Linked DNA regions of Homo sapiens: region 1 is linked to region 2. The links are chromatin contacts, found by Hi-C or POLR2A ChIA-PET in ENCODE. All regions are on one chromosome and are shown on one strand. Each heading gives the region's core, a stretch centred on a gene start or an enhancer-like site at or near the end of the contact. The rest is flanking DNA. Distances are from core to core; before and after follow the strand shown.

Region 1 (3,038 bases), core at 212-2,711, 92 kb before region 2:
CATCTGCCCTCCTGAGAACAGCAGCCAGCGTGACGACGGAGGTGGGGGCAGATTCAGCCCCAGGAGCCTTGGGGCACACTCCTTCTGCAGGAGCCTCTAGGCACCAAGTCAGGCAGACATTGGACAGTGCTCTCTGGGGAGGGCAGGAAGAGCCCCCCACCCCACCCCTCAGGGCCCACCACAGAGAAGGACGCAGCCCGAGTCCATCAGAATTCACACACACACACACACACACACACACACACACACACACAGTCGTGAGACAGAGGCAGCGCCACACACCCGAGAAGGGAAAGACTCAGAGAAGCGACACACTTGGGTCTGAAAAGCTCTTAAGGAGCTCCCTAAGCATCGAGGCCGCCCTCTCGGCCAGAATCAAACACTTTGAAGGTCTTTAATAGGGAACAAAGACCACGGACTTCCCATGTGCCATTTAAAGTGAAAGCTACAAACACAGAAAATGTGCATGAAGAAGCCCAACAGAGTTCTGACTGTCTGTGATTTCTACCCTGATGCTTCAAAAACCGATGTATAGATGGGCTCACCCGCATTTTTTGTGGCCCTGGTTTGCTGATACCCTAAGCACCTCCTTAAGCCCCACAGCTGGGCCGCTTTCCCCACCCTCGAGTTCTCAGAAGAAACAGAGGCTCGGTGGAAAAGAGCCCCTGGGGCTAGGGACCTCCCACTCCCGCCGAGATCCCGCGCGGCTGTTCCCAGAGCCTTAGCTGCGCTCGGCTCACCTGGGGTGCAGGTCCACCAGCAGCACCAGCGTCTGCATGGTGATCACGTCGATGCGCTTGCAATGGAAGCGGGCCACCTTGAGCACCTTGAGGTACGTGCAGCAGAGCACGACGAAGGAGAGCAGGAAGCTGAGAGCGTGGAAGGCGCCAGTGAAGACGGCGAAGCGCAGGCGCTCGTCTGGCCGCCGGCTGCACAGCGTGCACGAGGCGTACAGCTGGTGGAAGCCGAGCCAGGACAGGGCGAGCGCGGCGGCTGGGAAGGTGAGCGCGTGCAGCCACGTGTAGGCCACCATGAGCGCCGCGTCGCGGAGGCGCATCTTGGCCCGGTAGCTCAGCGGGAAGACCACGGCCACCCAGCGGTCGATGCTGAGCGCGGCCATGCTGAGCATGGAGTTGGCAGCCAGGAAGGTGTCGAGGAAGGCAGCCAGGCGGCACAGGCGGTCGCCCGCCGGCTGCCGCTGCGCCACGACGCCGGCCAGCGTGAGCGGCATGTTGACCACGGTGCACAGCAGGTTCCCGCACGTGAGGTTCAGGGTGAAGAGCGCCGGCGCCTGGCGGCGGATGTCCGCGCTGTGCAGCAGGCAGAGCAGCACCAGCGCGTTGGACAGCAGCGAGACGCCCATCGTGCCCACCAGTAGCCCCGCCAGGCCCGCGTCCCACGAGTTCATGGTGCGCGCCCCGCGCCGGCGCTCAGGGTCCGCAACCCGGCGCCGCCATGGCGCTGCCCGCGGCCGGCTCAGCCCCTCGGCGCCGCCGCCGCCCGGCGACCACCGGCCCCAGCCGCCATGGCTCCCAGGAGGGCGCGCGGCCACCCCGGAGCCTCAGGCGGCCTCCCGGGCAGGCGTCTGGGCGCGCAGCCACCCGGGAGCCCCGCGCCGCCTCACGGGCAGGCACCTGGCGCGCGGCAGTGAACCCTGGCCCCCAGCAGCACCTCTGGAGCCAGCGACTGAGCGTGCGGTAGAACCCGAAGCCTTTAGCGCCCCGGGATCCTGGGTTGCAGGCACCTGCGCCCCTGCTCCGCCTCTGCCTCTGCTTCCTCCCGCTCTCACCCCATGCCCGCGAGCTCTGTCTCCGCTCCGCTCCGCGCACCCTCCCGCTCTCTTGCTTTCTCTCTTCCTCCCTCTCTGCTCTCTGGCTCGCTCTCTCTCTCTCTGCTCTCCCCTCCACCTCTCTCCCTCTCCCCGCCCCCCGCGCTGTTCTCTCCGTCTGTCTCTCCCACCCCCAATTTTCTCCCCTCTCTTGTTCTTCCCCCTCCTCTTCTCTCTGTCTCTGGAATCTGGCTGCTTCTATCACAGAAATCCCCACTGGTGCACACACAGACACACTCGCGCACACACACTCACACTTACAGGCTCGGAGGGAACCAGCCCCGAAGGCTCCGGTGCAGGGTGATTGGCTCACTGTGGCTCCCTTCCCCCAACATCCTCCATCCCCCCGTGTGTGTCAAAGACAGGCTGAGTCAAGGAAATCTCTCTGAGAAAAGGAAGGGATGCCTGGACACCTTCACGCCCCAGTGCCACCTGTCCCCGCCTGCATGCTATCCTGGCAGACCTTGACGTGAGTGTCCCAGCCTGTCTGTCCCAAGAACAGCTGCTGCATGACTGAGGTTACTCGATTCTCAGTGCCTTCTTTCCCTCGCCCTACAGCCAGAGCTTCGGCTGAATCCTAAGCCTGCTGCAGGGACCCCGAGGCTCTCTGTAACATCCCCTGGGCATCTCTCCAGCTGGGAGATGCCTTTGCTGACCCTGACTGCTCCCACCTGGGCAAGCCAGGCTGTCCACAACCAGCCTAGACAGCTAACCCTAGTATGGTGGATACTCTGTTGTCCTGCTCCAAGTTCCAGCAGCTGCCTCCTGTAGCCCTGAAGCCACACACCCCTCTGCCCTGAGACTGGTGAGGCAGCACATTCTAGTTTATGAGGGACCTGCCTGATATAAGGTGCCAGAACTCTTCAGAAAATGGGGAGGGTGTCAGCTGGCAGGCATGGTCCAAGCAACAGAGACCCTGGACACAGGGGACCCCTGCCTCCCCTCAGCAAAGTGTGCAGGGACTGTGGCCCTTCGGTTCTCAACCAAGACTCTGTGGGGAAGGGGTGGGGATGGACAGGCAGGGGCAGCTCTCAGAACCCCTGCAGCCCCCTTCAACTCTGTGAGATGCTGCCCTGCAGTGACCCCCTGCACCATGTCAGCAACCTCAGATCCCTGTCCTGGACATAGAAAGCCCTGTTCTGGAGCCTCCTGGTGTGGCCAGTGGTGACTGGACATTCCTGGGCCTCAAGCCACTAGATAAAGTAAGCCA
Region 2 (2,854 bases), core at 331-2,830:
AGACCTCCTGACTCCTCATCAACCCCCTTTCCATTGCCCTGGGATCTATCTTGCCCAGAACATAAATCTGGATTCCTGTGATGGCAGCAAAATGCACAGTGTCACCTCCATGCATCGATTTTGCCCAGAGGACCCCGCGCCTGCATTGGGGGCTCAGAGCAAGGATCGATGTGGGGCCCAGATCCTTGGCTGTAAATCACAGCAGAGAGAGCACAGCAGAGCTATTTTCTGGCAATAAATTCACCTCCAGCCAGCAGCCCAGCTTTTCTCCTTTCATGATTCTACCTCGTAGATCACACTGTTTGAAAGAGAGAGTGGGACCATTCCTTGCTTCGTTTATTTTCCCCTAATACTTTTAAAGAAACTTTTAATTTTGAAAAAGAATTTAGATTCACAGAAGAGTTGCAAAGATAGTACAGAGAGGTCCAGTATACCCCTTACCCAGCTTCCCCGCACGTTATCATCTTCTATAGTACAATAATTAAAACTAAGAAATTAACATCAGCACTAGTAGTAACTCAGCTACAACTTGATTGGGTTTCCCCAATGTTTCCACTGATGTCCTTTTCTGTTCCAGGATCCAATCTAGGATATGATGGTCATCATATCTCCTTCATATCTGCCAATCTGTTAGAGCTTTTCAACCTTTCCTTGTTTTTCCTAACATTGAGAGTTTTGAAGAGTATGTGTCTGGTTTTTGGTAGACTGTCCTTCAGCTTGGGTTTGTCTGATGTTTTCTCATTAAGAGAGTGTTGTTTTGGATTTGGGAGAAGAATAAAACAAAGATGGAAACGCTTCCCTTTGCACCATGTCAAGCTGCACATGATGCCAACATGACTGACTGGAAGTGATGAGAACTTTGGTCACTCAGTTGAGGTGACACCTGCCAGTTTCCACCATCATGCAATTTACTTTCTTTCCCTCTCCATACTTGATTTGTCATGAGTGAGTCACTAGGTCTAGCCCACACCCCAGGAGAGAATTTTCCCTCAACACCTTTGAGACATGAACGATGCCCCCTGGGGTCTGATGACCTCCTGCTCAGACCTGGGGAGAGGGGAGGGCCAAGCCAGTGGCCCTGGCTCAGCAGGTCCTACCTTCTACAATTCTGCTCAGCTGCCCACTTGCCGCTCAAGGACAGGAGAGAGGCTGGCTGAGAACTGGCCTCTTGTTAAGAGCCTGGTGAAGGCTGGCAGGTTGGGGCCAGGTGGGGATGCTGACGAGGTTTGGGGGTGATCGGGCTGCCGCTTCTCCATCTCGTGGTTCTTCCCTACCTGCAGCAGAGAGAGAGAGGCCCATCTTCCCTCTTTGGGAAGCTGAGAGGTTCAGAGAGCACACAGACTTGGGGTTCTAGTCTTTCAGAAGTCTGAGATGTTGGTACTCCTCCATCTGGCAGGGCTCTGGATGATGGAGCCAACACAGAAAGAAAAATGGCCAGGTGGGAAGTATAGGGCTGTTTTGTCTGGCCAGATGCCCAGAACCTCCAATGTGAACCTTGGGTAAAAAAGCTCCATTGAAGAGAAAAGCTTCCAGTCAAGGGCAACTCATATTTTTGGAATGTGGAGTCTCCGGCGTGCCCTGGGAGAAGAGGAGGCAGAGGCTGGATCTGTCAGGCAAAATCTGGGCACACTTACCTAGATCAGCCCACTACCTGCCTGGTCACAGGTGGGCAGAGAGAGGCAAGCCTGCTTCTAGAACAGTAGTTCTCAACTTTAGTTGCATGTTAGACTCTCCTGAAGAGCATCAAAAATCATTCATTTCCTGGGTTCTGCCTCTAAACTGACTGTAATTTAATATTTCTCAGTGGGGTTTGGAAACCAGTATTTTTAAAATAATCCCCAGGTGATGGTTTCCCCAGGTGTTGAGCTAAGATTGTAACCCATTGCTTTGCTCCTCAAAATGTGGTCCTCTGACCAGCATCAGCTGGGAGACAGACTAGCCCAGCCCCGGGCGCCCCAGCACAGCTGAGTCAGAAGCTGCCTGTTAACAAGATCCTGGGGAAGTTTGGGAGGCGCTGGATTAGCAGGTAGGGTGTGCCTCCTGGATGGGAGCAGGAGAGCGGCTGCCCCCTGGTGGAGGAAGCACAGAGCGGGGCTAGAACATGGGCATCCACCTTTGAAACACAGTCACCATGCCCTCCAGCAAATGCTGTGGACGCCGACCAAACAGCTTAGCAACCCTCCTCCTGTGACAGGGACAAGCATCAGGCAGGTGCTGGGAGAAGCTGCCAGTGTTTCTCAACATGTCTGCCTCCCTGGGAGGTGAAGCATGGGCAGAATCCCCCAGCTTCCCACGGACAGGACAGAAACGTCAAGGGGGAAAAACACCTTCTCGCCAGTGGGTCCTGCCTCCTTACCTCCCGCTGCAGGCCTTCCTTGGTCAGGCCCTGTTTAAATCCCTCTGGGCCTCAGCTGCCTTCTCTGTAAAGTGGAAGCAATAATGATTTTCTTGTGGGTTGGTCACTGATGAGATGGCCCAGGTGAAAAGCTGGACCTGGTGTTCAGTACTGGTGAAGGCACAGTCAGGGCCTGCTTGGAACAATGTATTCAAGCCAGGGGCACTTCTCTGGGCCCAAATGAGCCCATTCCTCCTGCCTCCTGAGCAGTACCTCCTCCCTCTCCTCTCCTCTACCATCCCCTCCCCTCCCTTCCCCTTCTCTCCCCTCTCCTCCTCCTCCCCTCTCCTCCTCCTCCCCTCTCCTCCTCCTCCCCTCCCCTCTCCTCCTCCTCTCTTCTCTCCTCTCCCCCCTCCTCTCCCCTCTCTCCTCTCCTCTCCCCTCTCTCCTCTCCTCTCCCCTCTCTCCTCTCCTCTCCTCTCCTCTCCCCTCTCCTCTCCCTTCCTCTCCCCTCTCTCC

Evidence for each region. A loop is a pair of places that touch in the nucleus more often than their neighbours do. ChIA-PET counts read pairs that join two places held with the same protein, here RNA polymerase II (POLR2A). Pooled maps may share reads with other maps.
Region 1: a loop to region 2 is called in a map of endodermal cell, with 2.9 times the contacts of the local background. The contact joins the promoter of GPR26 here to the enhancer-like site in region 2. A Hi-C loop is called at or near these places in 2 of 168 maps with a recorded cell type or tissue (HCT116 and endodermal cell), 2 of 37 single-sample maps with no recorded cell type and 4 of 50 pooled maps. POLR2A ChIA-PET finds 5 or more read pairs at or near these places in 2 of 52 experiments (GM10248 and WTC11).

Annotation. Positions count from the first base shown.
Region 1 is chr10:123,664,778-123,667,815 of GRCh38, reverse strand. It overlaps GPR26 (G protein-coupled receptor 26), which reads right to left and starts at 1,461. Exons shown (of 3, transcript NM_153442.4): 1 at 741-1,461. The coding sequence starts at 1,408. RefSeq lists enhancers at 639-1,176, 1,177-1,715, 1,716-2,253.
Region 2 is chr10:123,572,622-123,575,475 of GRCh38, reverse strand. No RefSeq gene overlaps it. Among named protein-coding and RNA genes, the nearest start is that of GPR26, 92 kb to the left of the region's middle. Within about 2 kb of position 1,580, at least 2 of the 41 ENCODE cell types and tissues checked have a DNase peak (open chromatin) inside an H3K27ac peak, as active enhancers do; they include HCT116, where a contact is called at or near this core.